Linked DNA regions of Mus musculus: all the other regions are linked to region 5. Evidence: chromatin loops called from intact Hi-C (ENCODE). Cell type or tissue: left cerebral cortex. All regions are shown on one strand. Region 1 has its middle 3.8 kb from the start of Gm52718. Region 2 holds the start of Plppr1 (phospholipid phosphatase related 1). Region 3 has its middle 21 kb from the start of Gm52718. Region 4 holds the start of Gm32657 (a long non-coding RNA gene). Region 5 has its middle 29 kb from the start of Cavin4.

Region 1 (5,000 bases), 79 kb before region 5:
GGCAGAGAAAAGCCTTTTTGCACATCACAAGGATGTGGTGGGAACCCAGACAGTCTAGCCACTATCCACCAGGTCAGAGAAAATGTCCCCCTCTATCTTTTGATCAAGGTGAACAAATGTATTTCTTCTGGAAAAGAGAGAGAAGGGCGTTGATATGATTTTGGAAATCCTTAAGGGGTAAAATCAACACAGCAGCAGAGAGGATTCTACAAATCAGATGACAAAGCTGAGATGTCACTGCAAACTGGCTGAGAGCCAAGAGGAAAGTGTATCAGGGATTCTGTTGCCCCTTCCCGGTCTTAGACAAGAACAGCCCTGGATCTGAAGTTGCATTCAGTGGAGACTGTGGCAGAAACAGTTTTGACAAACCTCTGAAGGCAGCAAGTCTAACACAGGAAGTCCTGTAGCCCCTTTTCGGTCCTTGCTTATCAAAGGGACCTGATGCTCCTTGTTCTCTGTTATAACACTGTACAGATGTTGATCATCACCTGGAATGAATGTAATAAGACTTAAAGGAGCAATGAGCCAGCCAGACTGCACGGTGGGCTGTGAAGATGGGACCTGGATTTGAGAGGAAGATAGTCTCCTCCAGTCTGCCTGTGGAAGACAATCCCCTTCTGCTGCCTTTGGATCAAGATGTAGAACTCTCAGCTCCTTCTCTAGCACCATGTCTGCCTGGATGCTGCCATGCCTCTCCCCATGATGATAATGGACTGAACCTCTGAAACTCTAAGGCAGCCCCAATTAAATGTTTGCCTTCATAGGAGTTGCCTTGGTTATGATACCTCTTCACGGCAGTAAAACCCAAACTAAGACACTATTGTAGGAGAAATGGTGCAGCTGCCTCTGTATAAACACCCAGGGGCCGCAAAGGCATCTCCAGCAGGAGGACCTAGTTGAGGACTAGCTGCCTGAGAGACCAAGGATTGCTGATACAGACAATGCCAGCCAATCAGAAACTGCTGTTTAGAAAAGATGCTTTCTTGGGACCAATGGGGGTGGAGCGTATTAAAGGAGCCTGCAGCAGCATTCAGAGCAGCTTGCTTCTCCCTTGCTCCCAGAGTCTATGTCATTGATTCTGCACCACCTCAACTCCAAGCCCCAAGGGCAGGTAGGGTCAGGTGGCGAACTAGAAGAGTGGTGTGGTGAGCCCATGGCTGGACATTCAGTGCTCAAAAAGTTTACTTTAATCACTTTTATATGGGGTACATGTTCTCTGTGAGATCAGAATCATCACTCATACCTGATTCTCCTTTGCACATTTCTAACGCCCATTTAGCTAGCTCTGATGATATCTACGTTTGAAGTTGCAGCATCTCCCAGGATCTTCCCTAGTCTTCAAGAACAGAAAATTGTAAGACATTCTGATGCAGGGTGGCAACATCTTAAGTAACCACTTTCCCTCTCTGTGTGGAAGTCTCAGCTTTCACTGCATCTAGAAAATGAAGAAAGGCATAAAACCAGCCAGAAGGAGGAGGGAAGCAGTGTGGAGTTATGAAGGGCAAGCCATTGCTACAACTAGAGGTCCGAGAAAGGAAAATAGCGGTGAGATGTATGGCCAAAGGCACTTAGAGAAAGGATTTGTGATTTTACCAAAGACCTCATGCTGCAGTGCTGATTCTCGCCTAAAAAACTGGAGGGAGATGGGCGCAGAATGAAGAGCTGTAGAAAGGGTTATAGTCTGTCAGATTTCTAAATTAAGACCGATTCTAAAGGCTACACAAGTAGTTTCCGCATCAGCCAAAACTATGCTTGCCTGCCTCTTCCAGTGGAACAGATCAAAGGCTGGATGCTGTTTGCGTATGCAAATCACCAGAGAAGCCTGGAAAGAGCTGGCGACACAGCCTTCCTGCAGCAAGAGACTTTTGCTTAATTGGTAAGGAGAGGTGTGGATATCTGCTAAGTCTTCTCCATCTGAAATGAGGCTCCCGGCATTGAAAGTGAGGAAGAGCACAGGCAACTGCTTCCTTAGTTTGGTTTTTTTTTTAAACTAAAATCTGAGTCAACGTTGGAAAATTGCCCCCAAATTGTCCGTAGCTCTTTTTCCTTTACTAGATTTTATTGAGCACATACAGCACAGACTTATTTCAGACCAGTATTTAGAGTTTCACACCATCTAGATATAGAAACTTCCTAACAGCTTGAAAATAAAGGAGAAACCGGTGTACAATAAGCCAAACCAACTCACTGAGCCCACTAAATGCTGTAACAAGGGCAAAGAGGGAGATAAATACCCTCGTGGGGAAAGCCTTAAATTTGCTGTCGGTAGGGCGCCCTCTGCTGTTTAAGAAAATATAGACACGGTGAAGAGGAGGCCTTGAAGACTCATTTCCAACAGTGACAAAAATCTAATCTTGAGATGAATTGGTCCCTCGTAAAACAACAGCTGGGCCTAACAGTCATAGAACAAAACAAAACAAAAAAGTACTCCTGCTCCATGGGCTTCATTCCAAAACAATCCCGAGATATGATTACGTACAATTGAAGCCACAGGATCATTACAGTGGCCCTGAAAGTAGTCTCCACCCCCTCCGCTTAGGTGTTATGCGCTCCTGTTTACTCTGGTCACGTGATCTGACGCTTTCGCCTTTGTCTTCTTTCAAAAGTGAGAGAAAGGAAGTCCTCTTACCTCAGACATAATAAAGATTTTGAGCTTGCTGCTGAACATAACAGCTCTGAATGCTTGCTTGCTTTCCTCGGAAATCATAAAACATTTAGGGACTCCTGGGGCAAGCTCATCATAAAATATTCAGCAGCATCTGTGTCATATTATTTACTGACAGAGTAGACCCAGAAAATATGTGCCTGAATTGCAGGCTGCCCTGCATCACGTGGACCATTAGGCTGTGCTGTGACTGGAAGGAACTAGTTTATGGTCCTTGGACTGTCTCTCTCCCTCTCTCCCTCTCTCCCTCTCTCCCTCTCTCCCTCTCTCCCTTTCTCCCTCTCTCCCTCCTCTCTCTCCCTCTCTCTCCTCCCTCCCCCCCTCTCTCTCCTCTCCCCCTCGTGTGTGCACACAGAAACACAGAAGTGTAATACCTAAGCAGAGAGGGTGGAGACTAATTTCAGAGCCACTGTGGCTTGAATTGGATGTAATCAATCCTGAAAACTGCGATTGATGTCTCTGGATTGTTTTGGAATGAAGCCCTTTCCAGATTGATCTATGAAGCGGGAGTACTTTTTTTATGACTGTTAAACCCAGCTGTTGGCTTATGAGGGACCAATTCATCTCAAGATTAGATTCTGTCAGTAAGAAGAGTGAATCTTTCTGCTCCCTGTCTATTCCTAACTGCATCTGTGCCCTGTTCCCCCTCCCTGTATGTGTGTGTGTGTGTGTGTGTGTGTGTGTGTGTGTGTGTGTATGTCTGTCTGCATGTCTGTCTGTCTGTCTTTGAGTATGTGTCTGTCTGTCTTAGAGTGTGTGTGTGTGTGTGTGTGTGTGTGTGTAAGTGTATGCATACACAAGTGTAAACACAGAAACAACATTTAAGCAAAGGGAGTGGGAGACTAATTTCAAACTCTATGTGTGTATATGTGTGTATTGATATGTATGTGCAATACACACACACTCAGGTGTCAACTGCTTTGTCCCCAAAACTGACAGAATGTCATAGAAAGATTTTTCAGGCAGTCCTTTAGAAAGTGCCTAGCCATCACCTTCTGTGTCAGGTCCTGGCTGGCCTCTGCCACAAGATAATACTAGTTCTGCAGCAGAGATTTTATATGAGATGGGCTGGGGATGGGGGGAGACTAGGTGGTCACTTGGCAATAAGTAGAGTCAGACACTAAAGTCCTGTCTAATCTAGTTCCTCAGCTGCCGGCCACATGACTCTCAGTGCCCACCCTAGAAGGGACATGCTTATTCTGAAACAGTCCCTCACAGGACGTGGCCCATTCCCTTTGAGAATAACCACCTAAGGAGCTTGTTAAACAGAGGGGTACGCATCTGGTTCATCTGGGAGAGTCACTTTACACCCAATACCTCGGCTACTTAATTAGTCTCCTTTCTCTCTTAGAAGTGCACTAGTGTAGGGTGTAAATCACACGTTCACCTCATACACAACCTCTTCCAGGGTCACTGTGACTTCAACACTCACTCACAAAGGTGACAACAACGTCCTCACAGAGGACTTTAGTGGAGTAGGAGGCCGGCCCGCGGCCTACATGAACCAGGTATTCCTGGAAGGCAGGCTGGGGCTGAAAGAGAAACTAGAAGGCGAGAAAAAGAATGATGAGGCCAAGACAAATTTTTCTCTGATCAAGGCCCTCGAGTTTACTAAGGGACTGTGCTTGTAAGGGGGAAGGCTCATCCTCCTCCCCCCACCCACCCCCCACCCCTCGCCAGTCCATTCTTGGTGCTTTGTCGCCATGCCGTCAGCACTTGGTTGCCAGGCTGTTGCTTATAAAGCAATGTCTCAGGAAGACAGGTTCAGCCCCTTGGCAGGTAGCAGAATCTCAGGGCAGTTGTCACTTCAAAAGAAGCCAGCCAAGTCCGAAAGCTGCACCGCAGGTGGCCCCACCTCAGTGGCGACAAGGTCTGTACCAGCCCGCTTCAGGCTGGGGAAGGCTACACTTTAGAGTTTCTAGAATCTTCCTAACAATTCTCCTCAACTATTTTGAGATTCCCGGTTGGAATGTCACAAGGCAGCAGCAGCCAGTATTGGAAGCTGATCTGCTGATTGATATTAGCAGCAGATTCTCTCATGGGAAGCCGCCTCCATCTCCGAGGACACCACCGGTGGGTGAGGCCCAACACACAGGAGCATCTGCACTGCTCCAGACTCTGCATATAGAAGGGGACAGTCCCACATACCTCCTTGTGCCTCACACAGGCAGGAGTCTCAGAAGCAGAGCCAAACAGTTCCAAGAGGCCTTTCTTGCAAAACTTCTCATTTCTTATTGTCCCTATTTGGAATACCACAAAATGACAGCCAATCAGCCAAACACAAGTTATAGGTATTCCTTAGGCCCATCACATTAGGGGAGTATTGTTTTTTTTC
Region 2 (5,000 bases), 370 kb before region 5:
AAAACACTCTGAGGGCCAGAACTGGGTTCTAGATTTTGAGTGGCTTCTGGTACTGAGTGCAGGACACATGGTCAATAGGCACCTGTCAACAGAATCTGCGTGTTCAAAATAACTGCGTCTTGCAAAGGAAGAAAGAAAATATATTGTAGCAGATAAAGAACTCTAGGTAAGGGGAGAAAAAAAAAGCCAAAACCCTCCATCTTTTCCTGCCGAGAGTTTCGAGAATCAGGCTGAGACTGTCACCCTGAGGTAAGAATAACTAGCTTCTGGGAAGGTCTTTTCTTCCCTAGTTATTTGAAAAAGAACAAGCAAAAACACTTTTGGATTTCTTTCTCGCTGTACACTTCAATGGAGTCCTAAAGCTAGGCTTTTTCAGTCCTCTGTTTCCCTTGATCAACCCACCCCTGCCCCTCTATATTTTTCCTTTCCTCTTCCAAGCCTCACCCGGCAAAACAAGGTCTCTCATGTGAACTTTGTTAGTGAAGCTCATATATGTCACAGTGTCTCACATTTCAGTCCTAAAGTTATCAAAGCAAAATCATTGCCACCTGAAGGTCTGAGAGAAGGCCCCATGGCTATATGGTCCAGTCACTAATACTGGATCCCGGCCTCCAGCATTTCTTCTGCCAGCACCAGCTTCGCTTCAACACCAGACTCTAGCTTATAGAAGAGACAAAAACTGTACCCACGTGCATCCACCCAACCTTCCAGTCACAAACACGGCAGGATGGAGAAACGTGAACACATTTACTTTCTATACCTAAAAACCCAAACTTGTTTGTATAGTAAAGGCAAGTTTGGGAAGACCAAGTCTTTTGTGGTCCAGATGCAACAACCTGGGCACCTCCAAAGTAGATCCCACTCCATGAACAGGGACTGCCAACCACAGCCCCAGAAAGGAGAATGGAATCAGTGAACGCCTTACAGTGCCTGCCACTGGCCCTCATCCTGCCTTAATTGGCTGTCTGTTCACACCTCTTTAAATGCCTCTCGTTTGCCCCTCTTCTATTCCTCTTTGTCTGGCCTCACCTGCTGACCCAGTGTTGGCTACCTCAAAGGGCCCTTAGATTCCAGGCTTCCCCCAGTCGCAAGAGACCCTTGCTCAGAGTTCATCTCAGCGGGGACTGGCTTTTCAAATGGAAATTCTGTTCTCAGGACCTTTTCCCTGGTGCAGAAGAGAAATAGGTAGGGAAATAACTAGATAACTAGGTGGCAGGTGGCAAAGAATCTCCACAGAATAGGTTGAAAGCAAAAAAAAAAACCTGTATCCCCACAAAGACAAATAACAGCCCAGAATCCTACACGTAGTCCACACGTGTGTGCCACAAAATCCAGGGCAAAAATAAATTCCCAGATTCGCTTGACACCGCTGCCACACAGCTGTCTCAGCCCAGCTCCCAGATCTGCTGCAGTGGTGTTTGTGAAGACAGCGCCTTCTCCCGGGAGCAGAGACCCTGGGGCCCGGCGTTTCTAGGAGGTGATTACTCCAAGCCTTTCAATAACTCATCACTCATCCTGCACTGACCCGAGCCTCACCCTAGAAACTCGGTCACCGTCGAAGTCGACAAGAAAGCCCTTGGCCATCCTAATTCTCCAGGTGACACTGTTACTATGCGCCTGGAGCTCAGGAAAGAGAATCTCTGGCAGGTGCCCACGCCTGAGGCAAAATCAATGGCAACGCTTACAGCTAGGGGCTGAGAAATCTCAACCCCTGCTGGGGCGGTGGGTTTGACAACAGCTACTGGAAAGGTCTCCGGATCCCCACGCCCACCCCTGCAACCCTGCTGGGTATCTCGACCCAATGCAGTCTGAAGGGCGGAACCGGACCGAGAGAGCGCCTCCACGCCCCCTTTGTCTCCACGTTTTCCAAATGACAGGAGAGGAAAGTTTACGAGCCTGGACGGGGTAGCTTTCTTCTGGGTCCATCTGGCACCTCGCAGGAGCCGAGATCCTCGCTGGGATGGGATCGCGCTCTCCTCCTCGGAACAACCAGGGCATTACCTTCATCTGCACCTTGCAACCGGCAAGCCAGGCGTGGGCCACCTGAGTCGCTTCGTCCAGTCGGAAACCTGCCCCCTTCGCCCCAGTATGTCCAGCCTCAGCTGTGCCCCGGGCACCACACTCACCTTTGGCGGCCAAGCTTCCTTCCTTGCGCCCTATTGGGCGGACGGACTGCAGGCGGCGAGGTGCATTCAGGCAGCGGCTGCAGACGAGCTCCTCAGGCGCTGCTGCATTCCGCTTGCGTGGGAGAGCGAGCGGGCGAGCGCGCGGCACGGGCGTATGCGAGTGTGTGTGTTTGTGCGGTGTGTGTGTGTGTGTGCGCTCGTGGGCGGGGTGGGGGCGGGAGTGCGCGGGATCACAGATTCCCCTCGGCGACCATCCCTTGCTAAGCCTCCTCTGCTGCCTCCTCTTGTCGTTGGGTCCAGGTTTTGGGACCTCCCGTTTGTTTAATGAAAGGGAAGGAGCAAAAGGCCGGCGGGGAGGGGGCGTGGGGGGGCGTAGAGGCGGGGAGAGGACCGCGCATGCTCAGAGAGGGGCACCGAGCTTGCTCTCTCTCAAGAGCTGAAGCATGAAGCTTGCAGGGTTGTGCCCCAGGGAGTACCGGAGACTCTGCGGGGTTCCTGGAAGGCAGCCCGGGAATCCCGCTACCTAGGTGCTCCCTGAGCAGAGACGCCAGGGCTCCCGCGCTCTGGAAGCCAGTGGCAGGATCCCCACCCACCTAGGAGCCGCTTCTGCTTGCCAGTCTTTGGTAGCGCTGCGTTTTTCTTGCCTTGGATATTTTTAGTGCTTTCTCAAGCAATCTCTGAGGCCAAAGCATGATATATGCAGAGAAGTCCACAAGGAAACCCGGGCTGCAGGTGGCACCTGGACTAAAATGAGCTTTCTGACTTGGGTTTCCTTCTTCCCCCAACTTCCAGTCTGTGTTTAGCAAGGAGTAAGGGCAGGCAGTCCAGAGTCGTCCAGTCCAAACAGCTTTAACGGCTTCAGGGCAGAAAGGCACATAAAGGGTAGCGGAAGGAAGGTGACTCTCCAAGGACCCTGGATTCAGCCTTGTTCCGTGTCAAGATCCGATGGAGAAGACAGTTGCCTACTCAAGAGGGCAAAAAGAACAATGCAGCCATTGCCCCGCTTGTCTCCAGTGCCAAAGCAATTGTGGGCTCTCATAGGTTGAGGCTTCTGGCCCCTCTGCTAAGTGGAAGAACAACTGTTAGCTTAAGAAAGTCCAGTAAGAGAACTTGAGCCTGTAAAGGCACAGTAACCTGAAGCCACTGGACATTGGCAGGTGAGAGACTCAGCAAGTGGAGTGGAAACTTTCTCAGCGATGTTTGTGCACCAACAAGCGTCCATTTTCTTCTCACAGTTTAATCAAACAGCAGCAGCACACATAACCCCATTTGCTTCCCTACTTTAGAAAAAGACATCCCAAACAGGGGACTTTCTGGAACTCCCTTGCACTCACTTGTTTTTTTTTTTTATCCCTCCAAGGAAGAAGCACAGAAGATGGCCCTCTCTGGCAAATGTTTTCCAAGCTTTCCTTAAAGATCACTTCGGAGGGCTTCCACTGTGCACTTCTAGCAAGCAGATGCCTTCTTGATGAACTCTGACCTGTGTCCCATTTGTCTTCTCAATAATAATGCTGAGTGACACTTGAACAGCAGACAATTAGATCAAATCCTAGGACACACACAGAGGAGAGAAAACAGCATGTCTAAATACCACAAACAAAAGCAAAGTTCAGGAAGGGGCGGGGGGGGGGAACTAAGAACACCAGGATAGGAGGTTCTTAGAAAGAGTGCTGCCCAGGAAGTGTGGCAGGTGGCAATACCTTCCCCCTCATTGAGAATAAAGCTGAGTCCTTTGCTTAAAGAACAGTAACGTTGGATTTCCATCCACCCAGGAGGAAGATCAGGGTCTCCAATGAAACCTCTGACATATATTTGGGGCTCCTAACCATGACTGTTTTTATTTTTTTAATGTTTTGCTATTACAGTATTTAGAAATATCTAAGAGAGATCTGCACGCGCGCGCACACACACACATTCCCTTTAGAACAATCAACAATGTTTACAGGAATTTCAAGGTTCTCATATTAGCAGGGTCAGAGAACAACTTGCAAAAGCCAATCCTTACCCTCCACAATATATGGATCCTGAGAATCAAACTAAGTTTGTGGTGTTTAATTGTGGACACCATAACCTGCTGAGCCATCTCCCCGGGCCCCACTTCACCATCTGAAAGTGTCAAGTAGCTTCAAGGTCAAAGGTGAAGAGAACCTTTCATGTGTGGAACTGCGAATCAAGTGGAATCCCTCTATACTGCATCTACTATAGAACTATGAATGGACAGTTCAAGAATAAAACCTTCCTATGTGGGGAGTGGGGAAAATTCAGGGGGGACACGATGTACACAAAGCATATAACACTTCCTAGCTTGCATGGCTCTCTGCAAACTGCGGCTCTCAGTGTTTTGGTTAACGTTTTCATTACCCTGAATTTTGTTTTAAGCTGAGATTTTCTTTTCTAAGAGAGTGCAAGTGAAAAAGTTGAAAACCAAAGCTTCCCAATTTTCCCTTCTGGCTTCTTCTATCACCCACGCACGCATCACCCTAATGTATTTAAATCCATGTAGTAAAAAGAATACTATGAAGACACGTGGCCTTGCAAATAGTAACTAATTCTAGCCTCACCTTTCTGCTCATGTATGGACATAACGGTGAGACAGGCGTGTCTTCAAGCAAGCATGTGCACCCCTTATTTCTCATCGTATGAATAGAGGTCCACCCCCCCCACCCGACTGGCACTTTCCTTGGCAATCAACTTTGAAAAATATTTATCTTTACATTTGACATTAGCTTAGCTAAGTAGGGTTTCATATGCGGTTTCCAGGCACATTTCATTTTGGATGATTACTCCCAGACACATACCCGTCCTTCATCTTACCCCCACTTTCCCCACTGTATCTTCTCACACACACCCGCATTCCCTGCTCCACCTTACTCT
Region 3 (5,000 bases), 62 kb before region 5:
GTTCTCATTTCCAGAGATGTGTTCTTCTTCTGAGTCTCCTTAGCCATACTTGTCTTCCTTGCTTCTCCTGTCCCCAAATGTCTAGTGTTGAGTTTGGAGCTTTTATATTTAAGGTGCAGAAAGATTTCTAAAGTATTTGCCAAAAAGCAGGTAAGTGGGTTTCTCTTGCACTTGTGACTTGGGTATTGGATGTCTCTTGTTTTGATCCACAGCTGGAGATACCGTCTCCACCCTGCATCCTAACAGTCAGACTACAAGCCTGATATGTAAAGGACTCCTGGTTTACTATTTCTGGTCTCTGGTGCCCTGAACCCAGTGAGTTAATACTACACCTCCAAGATATAAAGCAACAAGTGTATATCTTTTTCTATTGTCCGCTAGCCATATTGTCTTACATGGTGGAAATGACACATGATGATGATGGTGGTCATGGTGACGATGACAACAACAATAAATAGCTACCATATCTTGAGGACTGCTGTGGTCTGAGTACTGCTGTCTCCCTAGACCCCATAGTGAAACCTGTATTAGACAGACTTTTCAGCACTGTGACAAATACCGTAAAGAAATAGCTTAAAGGCAGAAAATTTATTTACCTCACAGTTTTAGAAGTCCTAGTTCGTGATCATTCATGCCATTGTTTCTGGCCTATGTGGTATGTCTCAGTCAAGGTTCCATTGCTGTGAAGAGACACCATGACCTCATCAACTCTTATAAGAGAGAGCATTTAATTGGGTCTGGTTTACAGTTTCAGAGGTTTAGTGTCTTTTTGTCATGGTGGGAAGAATGGCAGCACACAGGCAGACATAGCGCTAGAAAGGTAGCTCAGAGGTCTACATCAGGATTTGCAGAGAGAGCAGCACCGGATACACACACACACACACACACACACACACACACACACCACTAGTAAAAGAACTTGCTATAGCCTTAATAAAAATCACTTTCAAACCCTGCATCCCTGTGACAGTATGTATGGGAAGAAGAATCATGGCACTTCTTTGACTTTTATTTCTCAAAGAAGGTCTGTTTTGCAAGGCCTGGAGGCGTGACCATTAGAAGGGAAGGTGGGGGAGACTATTTACCCTGCCTTCTAGAGATAAGCCTTGCTGCAGCATTTTAGGATTTTCTTCTGCATATCCACGCTCATTCCCTAGAAACTTAGGAAAGATAGTGTCAGAGGGCTCCTGATCTGATGCTATTTTTAAGCATTGAAATGCTCCAAAATTAAGCCCAATTAAGAGGTCTGTGAGAGCCAGTGAGGTACAAGGTAACACAGGCTGTCCTGCCCTTCATTTTCTCGTGCATGCTTCACCGATTATAGAATCATAACCATGGAAATCATGAAAATTAAGGAAGACAAATTGGCTACAGGCGTGCAGTCACAATTTCTAGACTACTCCATGCATAAAGCTGAGGTTAATCGGGAGAGTTATAAGAAAATAAATTTCCCCCCTTAACAAAAAGAAATGATCACTATGAGTGTGTCATTAAAGGTGACACAGAGAACTTCTGGTCGCTCATTCATATTGTACTTGTGGTTAAAATCGTGTCTCTTCCCATGTGCTTTTGTGATTTTCTACTTGAACCACAGAATCCAAAGTCAGCTTCCCCTGTCCTTACATAAATGCATACACCCCTCAGGTGGTATTTTCTGGAGAAAATAATAATTGAATAAAAATAATACTTGAAGATCAGATTCTAATCTGAGTTGTAAATTATTAGCTTAGACTATTAAAGGATGCGGCTAACTCATAGGTGAGCTAAATGCAGTGGACTAAAATGAACGCATTTCATTTCTTCTTAGACATTTGATAAGATATTGGTCCTTAGGCATGCTCTGAGAAAGAATACTTTCTTTAAAATTGTGACTCAATCCCCTAATAACCGAAGCACACTATTTAATTCCGGGGGGGGGGGGCATAAAATCCACCCTTTATGCTCTTGCTAGTCACAATTCTGCACTTGCAACTATAAGTTACTAAAAATATTGAAGGAATTACAACAGCTGTTCAGAGCTGAAACCCTACGCCCAGAAACTGCTGTTGGGCTGGAAATCGCCCGTCATCGCTGAGTCAGGCATCTGTATGCGAGTCTGCCAGGGAGCAGTCATCGCTTTGTGCCAGATTTAGCAGGTGCTCTGTTCCTGTTCCAAAGGAGAGAGAGTCTCCCTAAAAATATCTATCTTCCTTGTTCACCCAGGCGCCGCATTATTCTGGGAATGAATGCGTTTTTAGTGACAATAGGAAACGTGTGTTTATCTTTGCACCATTTCATGTTCAAAAGGGAAAAGGAGATTTGTTTATGTTGGTGTGGGGTGGAAAATGTAAGTCAAGATCTGAGACACTGTACTCCACAGATCCTGGAGGGAAGAGGGGCCAGCAAAGCAGCTCAGACTCTCCCAGGAGTTATCCTAACACTCCTCAGAGCCCAGGGACCTGGGTCACCCGGCATTTCTTGGGAGTGTCTACTTATGTTCTAGACACTCCTTACCCCAGCATCAGACAGTAGAAATTTGTCACAAATTTACATTGAAAACTGGATCTTTAGCTGGAGGATAAGTATAATTAAGGAAGGTTGTTTTTTTTTTTTAATTAGATTCTGAAGTGCGGGATACCCATGTTGGTTTCTCATAATGTCGCTCTGGTTGACCGCCCTACAGGACCTGTGCTCTTCCCTTCCCTCCCCCCCCCCCCGTCTTCTCTGCTGCACCCTGATATCTCTCCACCCCTCCCTCTTTATCCTGTTGTCTTCCCTCCATCCTTCTCCCTTAGAAACCTCCTTTCCAGTTTCATGGGCCCCTTCCAATTTCCTAATATTTTTCCATAACTTCTCCACCTGGTTACACAATCTTACAATTACAGGCTAGAATCTGCAAACGAGAGAGCACATGAAATATTTGTCTTTCTCCACCTGGGTTACCACACTTAAAATAATGTTCTCCAGTTTCATCCGCTCACCAGCAAATTTCCTAATTTTGTTTTTCTCTGGGGCTGGATAAAATCCCATCACGCATCTGTACTGCGCTTCACTATCCATGCACCATTGATGGCATCTAGTCTGGTTTCCTGGTTGTTGTGAAAAGAGTTTCAATAACCATGGTTGAGCAGGTATTGTTTGCTGTGGCAGGCTGGAAAGTCCTTCGGGCACAGGCCCAGCAGTGATATCTGGGTTGGATGAGATTTCCATGCTTAGCTATGAAAGCCCTCTGTGCTGATTTCCACAGCAGCTGCCACACTAAGTAACATGCCCACGGGTTACAGGTCTCAGCTCTTTCTTACAGCCCGTGGATTCTTAGGTTTGGTCTCTTGCATGTACCCAGACTTCTTGAACTTTCTATGGTATTCATTGACTTTTTTTGTATGTGTGTATTTATGTGTACTATTGTCTCCGCTGATGATATTTTCTATTGTATTTTTCGTTGGGTCTTTCATTTCCAGAATTTCTGCTTAGCTATATAATTGTTTGGGTGTTTTATTTCCTTGCTGAATTTTGCCTTCATACTTTTACATCTTTAATCTTTCAGGTCTATATGTCTTTCATTGGTAAGTTTCTTTTGCTTGTCTTGGATCATATGAATCCTATAGTTGGTCTTTGAATCTTTTTTCAATTTATATTTATTTATTAGTTTCCTATGCACGTCTGTCTGCGTATTGCAGCAGGACATGCATGTGGGAGTCAGAGGACAACTTGAGCTAATTACTTATCTTTCCCTCATGGGAGTTCCAGGGTTTGAACCTACATCCTCAGGTTTACTGAGAATGCCTTAACCCACTGAGCCATTCCACCCACTGGTCTTGAACCTTTAAAAGCTAGTCTTTTGCGGTCACTTTAGTTGCCACATCATCTTTGTGTTCTGGTGTTGTGAAGCTCTCAGTTTGTGGAGCTGCCGTAGTGGAGTGCTGACTCTTGTGTTGTCTTTCTCAGCTCAAATGTTTCATGCAAATGTTGGGTGGAGGGTGTCCTCCGGGTTGTAGCTCCTTCCTTTTCCCATGGTTTTCTTTTGCTTTGTTTTATGTGAGTCCTCCAAGTGAATTTCTTTGCTTGGATTTATATTCAGAGGGAAAGTTGACTAATAAAAACTATGATGGACTGACAAATGTCTCAGAGTTAGCTATAGGAAAGATATGTGTTTTCCTGTGAAGGTTTTAGATAGATGCCCTAAGGTCCTCTGGGTCCATATGATTCTCTCTCTGGTGGGAGAGTTCTATTGGTCAGTATCACTTGCTCTGAGGTCACCAAGAATGCAGTTCACAGCCAGTCACAACTCAGCAGGAGCCCTTGTCACTTTGGGCCTTCTGGGCAGTCTGCTCTTAGGGTCAGCGCTCAGACCTCCAGTCTTGTTCCTGGCTTGCTCACTACCAATTGCACCACTATTGTGAGCCTGGATGGCCCTGCTGGCTCACCCCCAGGAATGCCCATATGGATGTCACTTGACAATAGTTTTACAAGCAAAACTTTCTTTGCCAACACATTCCCTCAGCTTCTGGCTTACCATCCATGACCTTCTGAGCATCCCTCCATAGGATCCACTACCACCCTGCCATTTCTCAAGCCATTCCCTCCACTATAGAGGAACTCATCATTTTACAACAGTGTGCCTCACTTAAATCTCAACTCATAAGTTAGCTCTGTGGTGTGAACTTTTCCTGGGGAAATAAATATTTACTAACTCCACATAGGTCACTAATAACAGACCAAGAAATCATTCCATACACACTCAGCTTGCTGATGCAATGAGTTGAGTTTAGTTTAGTTTAGTTTAGTTTAGTTTAGATTTGTTTAGTTTAGTTAGGGTGAAAGCAACAAAGGCAACTTACAAGTGGCTATATCACTGAAGAAAATGTCTCTCATAGCAATGATTAACTGGCAAAAAAAAAAAAAGGCTCAAGAAGTTGCAGAGTCCCATGAGCCCTTTCCCCTTCCATGGCAGAACATTAATGATCCCAGTTGTATGCAGGTGTTCTATGGGTAAATGTAGCTGCTGAGAGTTCAAGGTG
Region 4 (5,000 bases), 550 kb before region 5:
GTGTGTGTGTGTGTGTGTGTCTAAGAGTGTGGTGTGTGTACCTTAGGTCTATGGACAAATCACCAACATTTTGTAGTGCCTCAGTTTCTTTCTTTAAGAAAAGGAGTGTCAAGAATACTCATACAACTCAAAGAAAGCACCAAGAACAGGAATTTAGGGGCTTAGACGCTCTGTGAGCTCACTGCAGGTCAAGACACTCATCTACTGGAATGTTATAGCTCACCTGGGACAGACATGCTGCTTCCTGGGGGTTCTCAGCGATACTTCTAGGCCCAAAGAGGAAGCTTCGGAAAACAAGTTATTTCAAAAACAAAACAAAACAAAACAAGCAAGCAAACAAACAAACAAAAAACCAAAGCAGTGCCATAAAAGCTGGCTTTCCACAAATCAGAGTATCTTCCTGTCACTAACTGGATCTACATAAGAGGTTTGTTTATTTACTGGTGACTCCACCTAGATCTTCCTCCAGGTCTGGGTCCTTCTGACCTACATTGTGTATGATCTTTTTATCTACCCTTTTCTGTCTAATGCTTTAAAGATTACATTTCAACTATGGCACAGTTTGATGATCAAACATAGAACCTTGGAAGCAGAATATTAAACTTGTAAAACTGAAAGTAAGAGAATGAGAGAAATCCAAAAACGGTCAGTCATGAGTCAGAAGAACTGGCATCTCTTGTTCCTAGAGGAACAAGAGGGGAAAAAAATCCTACTCTACTCACAAGTAGATCAACAGAGTCAGAACACTAGAAAGAGAGTGGGTGATAGCTGCACCTTTCTCTAAAGTAATTGTTTTAATGTGGTAACACAAAGGAATCAATGCTTGTGTGTGTGTAAGTGTGTGTTTTGTGTGAGTGTGGTGCATGTATCTGTGTGTTCCCGAAAGCACACTGAGGGTCCGTCCAACTGATGTCTTCATCAACCTCACTTTTTTCCCTTTGTATTTATTTCTTTAAGACAGAATCTCATTATATAGCTGAGGTTGACCTTGAACTCAAAGTACTCCTGTCTCAGCTTTCTGAGTGCCAGAGTTCCAGGTGTGTGTACCACCATGCTAGGTTCATATCTACACCTTCTCGAGGCTAAGAATTCTTTAGTTGCCTTTTGTAGTCACATTTGCAAAGCACTGGTCAGATATGGGAGAAACAATGTCAACAGTGTTGTTCCACAATGAAAAACAGTTGTGGTAAGACCAAAATAATCAATAGCAAAACTGAGGTATTTTATAAAGCACTGTGGAATCAGTCTCAACATTTATTTCTGAAGTGCCTGGGAAAAGTAAACTCTTGCAATTGACAAATTTAATTAACTTCCTGCCTATGGCTTAAGCTGTTTGGGAGCAGAAAGAAAACAAAACTGTGGCCTGTTGCTCGGTCAGGAGCTTGGCCTGATGCTTGGTCAGGAGCTAGCAGGCGATGGTTGGCTCCTGAATCACAGACTTTTCCCGTTTTCCTTACGGAGTACCTTCTCCTATTCCTCCTTCCCTCCCTTCAGCGATCATGGCAGTCAGATGATGAAACTTGCAAGAGTTGTGGAGTTGCTGGCTTGGGAGCTGGCCAGTGCAAATCCTTGCTCTTCTGGGGCAGCTGTGTGGGTTTCTCTGCCTTTTCAAAACTCAGTAAAACAGGGAGGATAATTTCTAATGTGGGCAAAGGAAAAATATCAAAATGATATTGGCACTGATACTACCAATGGCCTCCTGCTGAGAAACACTTGGGCCACAGACACTTCCAACTCTTCCCTACAGCTCCTTTTAATGCAGTAGGTGCAGGGTGGAACAGGAAAGGATAGCGAACACAGCAGTATTTACAGTAAAACTAAATGGAAATTCAGAGCAGAGAGTCATGTGAAAGAAAAAGATAAAACTTTCTTTAAAACATGAAGGACAACCCCATAGGAAGACCAGCAGTCTCAACCTGGATACCCTAGATCTCTCAGACACTTAGCCACCAACCCCGTAGCATACACTAGCTGGTACAAGACCCCAACACATAAGAGAAGATGCACCTAACCCTCAAGAGACTTGAGGCTCCAGGGAGTGGGAGGGCTGGTGGGGTGGAGTGCTGAGGACATCTTCTTGGAGACCACGGGTGGGGTTGGAGGGAGGAGGAACGGGATGAGGAACTGCCAGAGGGCAGACATGGAGGGAGACAAGGAATGGGCTGTAAAAAATGATTAAAGATAGTTTAAAACCAAACCAAATCAAACCCCCCAAACCCATTCCTAAAATGGGTGTGGTGTTTTACATTTTTAATTTCCAGCCCTTGTTTAGTAGCACTGACTTCAAAGAGGGCAAGACATGGAACACATTGTAGCCTCCCAAGAGGTACCGGCCAGAATTAAAATAACCCTTGATACTTCTAAATACTAGTTTACAGCAGGCAGCTAAGATGGGCCTCCTAGGACTGAACCACGTAATTAGGTAGCCTTGCCCCCACCAGGACAGGAAACCACAACTGTTCCCACATAGAAAGAACAGAGTAGAACACAAGTTTCCTGTGGTATCTGCCACCCAAGATGAAGGCAGGAGAAAGGAGCAAAGCCATATGTGCCCAGTTCTTTCAATCTTGCTTATCATATAACAGTGTATCTTAGCAGAGCTGCCTATACCCTTATGGATCTTTCTCGGCAAGATTCGAAATAACAAGCATGGGAAATGTGGAAATCCATTGTCTCGACTCACTCTTGCTTTGCAGAATGAATGGGATTTTATAATAATGAAATTTACTAAAAGAAACAACTCTATATCAATAGTCCTTAATGTTTAAACACTGGATCTTGATGAATGCCCTTCTGCTTTTATTCTAGAATTGACTGAATGAGATATGATGATATATTTGGCTTTCCCTTCTCTTTCTTAAATCTTTCAGTAAATTTAATTTGCAGACGTGATTGGATTGGTTCCAGGAGGGGGAGGGGAGAAGTGTGTACGCATCTGTAATGATCTCTGACAGTGTGATGTGGAGCAATAGTTGTTTTTTTTTTTTTATGACAGTAGCCAAAATTACCATAATTAGGGAAAATATCCACATCTTTCTAAACAGCGTTAACTGATTCAAAAGGGACTTAATGAGAAGTTACGAGGGGAAGAACATTTTTGCCATTGACGATTAAACATTAATTAAAGTCAGAAGGCACTAGTCAAATTGTCTTTGGTCTTCAGTCATTTGGCAAGGCACAGAAATTGGAGTCTGTAGAATCTGCTGACGTTGCTGACTGTGACCCTCCAAATGGGTTCTCTAAATTTACAAGCAGTTTCCATGTCTAATTTTACTTCCTGCTAAAGACCTTGATAAGATCATACTGCAGAAATCCAGAGCTGAAGGCTTTTAAATGCAAAGCATTTTAGAATGTGGTATCTTATTTAAATAATCTTTTTTTTTTTTTTTGGTGACAGGTCAGTAAAGGGAATCTTATATGAAATATAGCATGATCCATATTATGAAGAAAAACGTGCAGGGATGATGCCAGAAGAAATGCATCAGGTTATTAGGAACAGATTTTTAAAAAAGAATTGAGTATTGGATGACTCTCCTGCATCTTATGTATCTTCAGTTCATAAACAGGAAAAAAAAAATAAAGTAAGTTTCAACATCCAAAATGTTCTTTATTCTCATGGAAGAAACGATCAGTATCATAAAGTTGTCCCTACTTAGGGTGGTGACATTTTGATTCTGCTGTTGACCCTAGAGTTTGGAAAATGTGATGAAAGGGAAATAAACAAGCACACCTCCCATAGAAATCTTACAGAATATCCAGGGACAGTTTGTTATGTAACCCAGGCTGACCTCCTGCTATAGTGCTATCCTGAAACGCTATATGTTCCAAAGTAGACAAGAGAGTGAGCTAGGATGTGTGTTTTGTCTGTTTGTTTTGTTTTACTTTGTTTTGTCTATGATGTAGGGTGGTCACGTCACATGTTTGCTTTATTTTGCCTATGACATAGGGCAGTCATGTCACGTGTTTATTTTGTCTATGATGTAGTGATGTGGGATGGTCATGTCACCTGTTTGCTTTGGCTCATTTATTTTGACATCGCCCTTTCCAGTTTGCATCCCCTTCCTATCGATCCGCCTCAGCCCACTCACCATCCATAAAATGTAGCTGCCACCTGCCCAGTGACTTTCCACTTTCATACCGATTCACCATTTTATTCTTTTAGAACATGTCAGCCCCCTTTCTGCCCAGAACTTATGATGAGCTCAGTTTGTCTCACTCTTAAATCCCATCTCTTCAGTTTATCCTATCACCAAGAACCCGCTGGAATTCACTGGTAATTTCAACCTCTGTCCAACTATTTTTTGTGTTTACATTTAGTAATTACATGTTATCTTTCCTACTTAGCTTTCTCTCCTCTGTGTTTAACTCCACATTAGTTATTTCATATAATTGGTACTGAAGGGTTTTTTTCCATAATTTAAAACACACATTTTAAAGATGCTAACCACAGCATCTATAACACAACTCCTATACCTAAAGCTCAGGGGACATCTCAGAAGAGGAGACAGAACAGTTTTAAGAGCCAGAAGACCCAGGGGATTGGTAGATATACAGTGTCATATAGACATGACAGGGAAGTTATGCTAATGGAATTGAACAATATGGTTTCCTACACAAGACTTGCATAATGACACTAGCTGACATGCCAACATGAATGAAGAAAATCTCAGAAGGCCTCACCCTGAGATGATGAGCCACAGGGCAATCAACAGCTACTCTCAAAGGGAGAGAATAAGTCTTCTCTCAAAATGATTTCCCCAATAGGTTATCCAATATTAAGTGGTTAGCCTGAAACACGTATACATATGAGCAATACTAAATTCAGACAGAGGAATTGAACCTATTGCCTTCATTTCAAAATTCAATCTTGTGTCTCTGTACTCTCTCTCTCTCTCTCTCTCTCTCTCTCTCTCTCTCTCTCTCTGTGTGTGTGTGTGTGTGTGTGTGTGTGTGTGTCACGGTCAGTTATTTATAGAATAGTTATAGCCAGGTTGGCTTAT
Region 5 (5,000 bases):
GACGATTCTCCCATGAGTAAACTGTAGCATCTGACCATACTTAAGGAAAGATCAACAAGGTTTCTCCAGTCAGCTTGCTCTCTGAGTTTGAATGATCACTACTTAAGGCTTTTTCCACTCTGTCCAAATTCCCAGGCTCCTTTAACTCCTTCATTTCAGCCAAATACTCTGGTCTCCTGCCACACAGAAATGGCAGGCTCAGACTGGAAGTCTAGAAAGATTCCACCTTGGTGGATTGGAAGTGGGGCTGTTGTTGTTGTTGTTTTTTGATGGATGTCAGTTTTTTTGAGACAAGGTCTCACCATGTAGCCCTGGCTGCCCATAATTCACTATGTAGACCAGGCTGGCCTTGAACTCATCTGATTTTTTGTTTTGTTTCTGTTTTCTTTTCTTTTAGTTTTGTATTTTAAATTTATACAGATAACTGTAACTAAGATTACAGATACACTAAAAAGACTTTGTAAAGCTACCTTTACATTTTAAAAACGTGTTATTATTGTGTGTGCATGTATGATGTGTGGGTTTGATGAGTACAGGTGTCAAGGTTGACATGAGGAGGTCTGTGCTGGTTTGAATAAGAATAAGCCTTATAAGGCTCATGTATTTGAATGCTTGGTCACCAGGGAATGGCACCATTAGAAAGGATTACAAGGATTACAAGGTATGGCCTGATTGGAGGTAGTGTGTCACTGGGAGTTTTGAGGTTTCAAAAGCCCAAGCCAAGCCCAGACCCCACCCCCACCCCCCACCCCACCCCCACCCCCACCTATGGTTCAGGATATAAAGCTCTCTCACCTAGTGCTTCAGTGTCTGCCTAGATGCTGCCATGCTTCCCTCCATGATGAAAATGAACTAAGCCTCTAGAACTGTAAGCTTGATGCTTTCTTTTATAAAAAGAGTTGTGATAATGATGCCTCTTCATAGTAATAGAACAGTGACTAGGGCAAGGTCATAGGACAACTTTGTGGAACTGGCTCTCTCCCTGCAGACATGGGCTCTGCAGATCAACCCTTCTGACTGCTTCCAGTCTTATGCAGAACTCACATCTCCAGGCTTGTGAGGCAAGAGCTTTTTTACCCACTGTGCTATCTTACTGCCTGTCTTTCGGGTTTTTTTTTTTTTTTTTTTTTTTTTTTAGAAATAGTCTTGGGGATTAGTCAAGGCTAGTCTCGAACTCATGCCCTTCTTGCCTTAGCCTCCTGAGTACTAGATTAGAAGCATAAGCCACCATACCAGGCTATAAAATAGTAGTTTTATTACACATTTAACTACAATAGTTTGAAGGACAATTTAAGAAGATACGGCCAAGAATATGTCTCTTGATACTGCCCCACGCTCTCTTCACTTCTTCATTAAACAGAAATGTGTTAGTCTAAAATTACTTTGAAATAAAATATGCATATCTGGAAGGCCAGCAAGTGTGTGTGTATACATGCACACACTAAGTATATACAATGAAGAATATGTCATATAATAACTTTCCTACAAAAAAATTAAGAGGAAAAGAGACCGCCTACTTGGGTTCTTTGGGATGTTTGTTTGTTTGTTTGTTTGTTTGTTTGTTTTAAACCAATACTCTGAGAGCTGAGAATTCTCTCCCTGGCACAGACCTTCCCACAAGTGTACAACCATCATTTACCTAAAGAAGAGAAATCTAACAGGCCCTAGATACAGTCTGTGTGAGCTCTAAAATTATTAACTTGTTTCTTGTTTTTCTGGTTTCATAAGTGCAAAAACAGTTAGGAAGCTAAGAAATGGCCACTCTCTTTACTCAAAAGGTTTGGCAGGAAGATGACCTGTGCGGACTGTATTTAATCACACAACCCTTGCGAAGCGAGTTAACACAGTCCTGACTGAGCTAAGCCTGAGCACCTCCTCGCTCATAATTAGACTGCACCAGCCATGCCAAGAGTATTCTTGAATGAAAGGTAAATAGCTACTGGGCCTTTGATTTCCATCTTGATAAATGAAGTAATTAGTCTAACGGCCCCAATCTGGGAAAGCGTGCTGAGAAAGTACAAGGAGTTCACATGTATCGCCTTTGTTCTTCCCTTAAAAACTGACAGGAAGCCAGTCTGCCACGCAGCTCACTCCTTTAATCCCAGGAGAGGCAGAAGACCCAGCTCTGAATTTGAGGTCAGAATGGTCTACACAGCGAGCTCCAGGACAACCAGGGCTACACAGAAAAACCCTGACCCTTAAAAGAAAAGGAAGGAAGAAAGGAGGGAGGGAGGCAGGGAGGGAAGGAGGGAGGGAGGGAGGCAGGGAGAGAGGGAGGGAGGGAGGGAGGGAAAGGAAAATATAGAAGGGGAGAGGGAAGGGAGGAGAGTGGAGAGGAGGAAGAAAACACTGAACGTGTACAGCACATAAAGTGCACAATTCCTGAAAATAATTCTGATTTAAATCTCTAGGAGCCCTCAGCAATCTATACTGCCCTCCCCAAGCAAGTATGCTCCTCAGAAAGAAGTCAGATCTTCCCCACAGCTAAGCCAGATATAAGGCTTCTAAGCAGTTTCCACGCATCTAGACCAGATAATCCCAAACATTGTAACACTAAGTAGTACTGGCTTTGAAGATCCTGTGATCTCTGTCCTGGCCCAGTTAAAATTTGTTTACCAAGACAGGCAGAAGCCGGATTTGGGCCTGGGACCCTTACTGCATTTCCTTCCAGAATCTACTCTGGGCAAAGCTAAGGAGCGGCCATGATACAGCCATGTATTCTGGATCCCCTGCAAACCAGAGCTCAAGAGTTCTCACATACTCCCTAACACTCATCTCTAAATAATGCAATGCCCGGTTCCCCAGGGAGTCTTCCCCTTTGTCTTGCTTGTTGGTATTCCTAACTGTTCCTCTGTCAGGGAAGAGGTGGAGGATGTAACCACCGTTTCCAGAGGAATTTCCAGAAATTCCAGAGGACTTTGGATTCATGTACTTCACAAGGGTCCTCTTCTGGCTCAATGTATTTAAACCTAAACCCCTAGGGGTTTTTATCTCTATAAGGAGACCAAGCGACATTGTGTCCTAGCCTGCCATCTTGTGGCAAACTGGAGCATGGGCAGGGAAATCACACGGGACCAGGACAGGAGGAGCAAGGATAGGCTTTGTCACAGGTGTTAGACCCTGCAAACCCCGCAGGGTCAAGAGAGCCACAGTCCCTGCCTTCAGTTTATAATTCATAAAAGCAGGGGTTGGGTATCAATCCAAAAGATTGTCTGAAAGTGAGTAAAGGCCAACCTTCGACCGTCAGAAGGTGGAAACCGACGGTTAAAATGAAGACAGCAGTGTGGTGCCGCACACTGGGAATCTCAGCACTTGGAAATCTGAGGCAGGAGGATTGCCATGAGTTAAAGCAGTTCTGGGCTGTATGATGAAATTCAAGCCATCCTGGCTACAGAATGAGATCTCATCTCAAAAATACATACATACATACATACATACATACACACACACACACACACACACACACACACACACACACACACACATACATACACACATACATACGGTGAAGGGAAAGGATTCCAGAGAGAATGGTGTCTGTAAAACTGCCAGGGAAGAGGAAGGAGAGAGACTGTGATGTGAAAGGAGAGGTCAGGAGACTAAAGGGGGCCAGATATTACAGGGGCTCACAAGGAAACGTCGGGGCTTCTCTTCACACTATGAGTGAGTATAGCAAAACCGTGAACTTGGCCCTAAGGAGGAAAGACAGGCAGGGGTGGGTATCAATCCATTGGATCGCATTTCTAACCAGGTCCCATTGTGCATCAGTTGGGATCTCAGGATCTAATCAAGAGTCTAACTAACACTGCAACAAGTTTATCTGGGAAAGTTTGGGATCCAGTAATTACAGGATTGGAGGATTGGAATAGTGAAGAGTCCAGCCACAACAATAAAGAAAAGCAAACAAAGAAAAAGAAAGATGTAGGCAGATACTCAGGCATCCACCAATCAAGGTGGAACCTCCCGCCCCCAGGCCCAAATCCTGTGCCGGTGGGGAAATCATGGTTTGACTCGCGGGATGGCAGAGAACCAACAGTAAAACATCCGGGGCACCAGGGAAGGCCGCTTAAAAGGAGGTAATGCTCTGGAAGCACTCCGCTATAAAACAGCCTACACGTGGTGCCACAGGGTGTTGTTGGCCACAGTACACAGCAGATGGCTCAGGAGCCCGGTGCCCAAGAATATACCCCAAGAAGGGCACTGCAGGAGCTGGCAAAGAGCCTTGCATCACAACTGGGAAGTCTTTTGTATCTGCTGTCTCTCTAGTGCCCTCTACTGACAGCATTTAGTATAGCAACAAAGGTTCAGAAAAATATTCAGAGGGCCCAGGAAAGTAGTGGCAGAGTAGATTTGAAGATGAGAGACGATAAGTGTATATTAAATACCCAATAAAGCCTTCTCCATTACAAACTAGGGACAGGTCAAATTTGGCATTTAAAATTTTAGCACTGATTTCTGATTGTATTTGTGTGTGTGTGTGTGTGTGTGTACATGCGCGCGCGCACGTGCACGCGGTAGTGTACAGATGTATGTGCATATGGGAACCAGAGACCACCTCAATCTTCATTCCTCAGCTGTCTGAATGGTGAGCAAGCCGCAGGCCTCTGCCTGCCTCTACCACCTCAGTGCTGGGATTGCGAGTATGAACAACCATGCCCAGCTTTTTGACACAAGTGCTGGGTATCAAACACAAGTCTGAGTGCTTGTACAGCCTCACTTTATCCCATGAGCTACCTACAAGCCCTGGACGGATTTTTAAAGTATAATTGTACAAATTAACAGTCTACTGTGGCACTGTCACCTGTGTATATTATGTAACCTGGAGTGTATTTGTTGTGTTTTATAAAAAAAGATAAGGGAGAGAAGGAATATGTTTGGTGGGGGTGTGGTAAGGTGTGGGGGAAGGGAATGCCTCTGCAGGCCCATGCCGAGGCATCCCTCCCTCCTGAGAGACCAGCTACACAATGGCATATAGTATAGAATAGAGTTTATCCAGGACA

Evidence for each region. A loop is a pair of places that touch in the nucleus more often than their neighbours do. Peaks named below come from ENCODE experiments on the same cell type or tissue, not always from the same donor. Only the 100,000 strongest peaks of a DNase experiment are listed, where the experiment ranks them.
Region 1: a loop joins it to region 5, with 6 times the contacts of the local background. A loop is called at or near these places in 17 of 42 quality-filtered maps.
Region 2: it touches region 5 in a loop (2.4-fold over the local background); 5 of 42 quality-filtered maps call a loop at or near these places.
Region 3: it touches region 5 in a loop (2.8-fold over the local background); 4 of 42 quality-filtered maps call a loop at or near these places.
Region 4: a loop joins it to region 5, with 2.9 times the contacts of the local background. A loop is called at or near these places in 8 of 42 quality-filtered maps.

The regions. Positions count from the first base shown.
Region 1 is chr4:48,768,855-48,773,854 of GRCm38, reverse strand. No RefSeq gene overlaps it. Among named protein-coding and RNA genes, the nearest start is that of Gm52718, 3.8 kb to the left of the region's middle. In left cerebral cortex, a CTCF peak has its summit at 2,268 (motif pointing left); DNase peaks (open chromatin) are centred at 1,784 and 2,279; H3K4me3 peaks cover 462 bases; H3K27ac peaks cover 325 bases.
Region 2 is chr4:49,056,744-49,061,743 of GRCm38, reverse strand. Plppr1 (phospholipid phosphatase related 1) reads right to left here and starts at 2,282. Exons shown (of 8, transcript NM_178756.4): 1 at 2,127-2,282. In left cerebral cortex, no CTCF peak of the experiment used is centred here; DNase peaks (open chromatin) are centred at 1,536, 2,057, 2,695 and 4,582; H3K4me3 peaks cover 2,454 bases; H3K27ac peaks cover 1,010 bases.
Region 3 is chr4:48,752,056-48,757,055 of GRCm38, reverse strand. No RefSeq gene overlaps it. Among named protein-coding and RNA genes, the nearest start is that of Gm52718, 21 kb to the left of the region's middle. In left cerebral cortex, no CTCF peak of the experiment used is centred here; a DNase peak (open chromatin) is centred at 2,103; H3K27ac peaks cover 371 bases.
Region 4 is chr4:49,242,901-49,247,900 of GRCm38, reverse strand. The region is part of intron 2 of Plppr1 (phospholipid phosphatase related 1); the gene reads right to left. Gm32657 (a long non-coding RNA gene) reads left to right here and starts at 2,304. Exons shown (of 3, transcript XR_390555.4): 1 at 2,304-5,000. In left cerebral cortex, no CTCF peak of the experiment used is centred here; no DNase peak of the experiment used is centred here.
Region 5 is chr4:48,690,015-48,695,014 of GRCm38, reverse strand. No RefSeq gene overlaps it. Among named protein-coding and RNA genes, the nearest start is that of Cavin4, 29 kb to the right of the region's middle. In left cerebral cortex, CTCF peaks have their summits at 3,035 (motif pointing left) and 4,273 (motif pointing left); DNase peaks (open chromatin) are centred at 2,018, 3,045 and 4,200; H3K4me3 peaks cover 331 bases.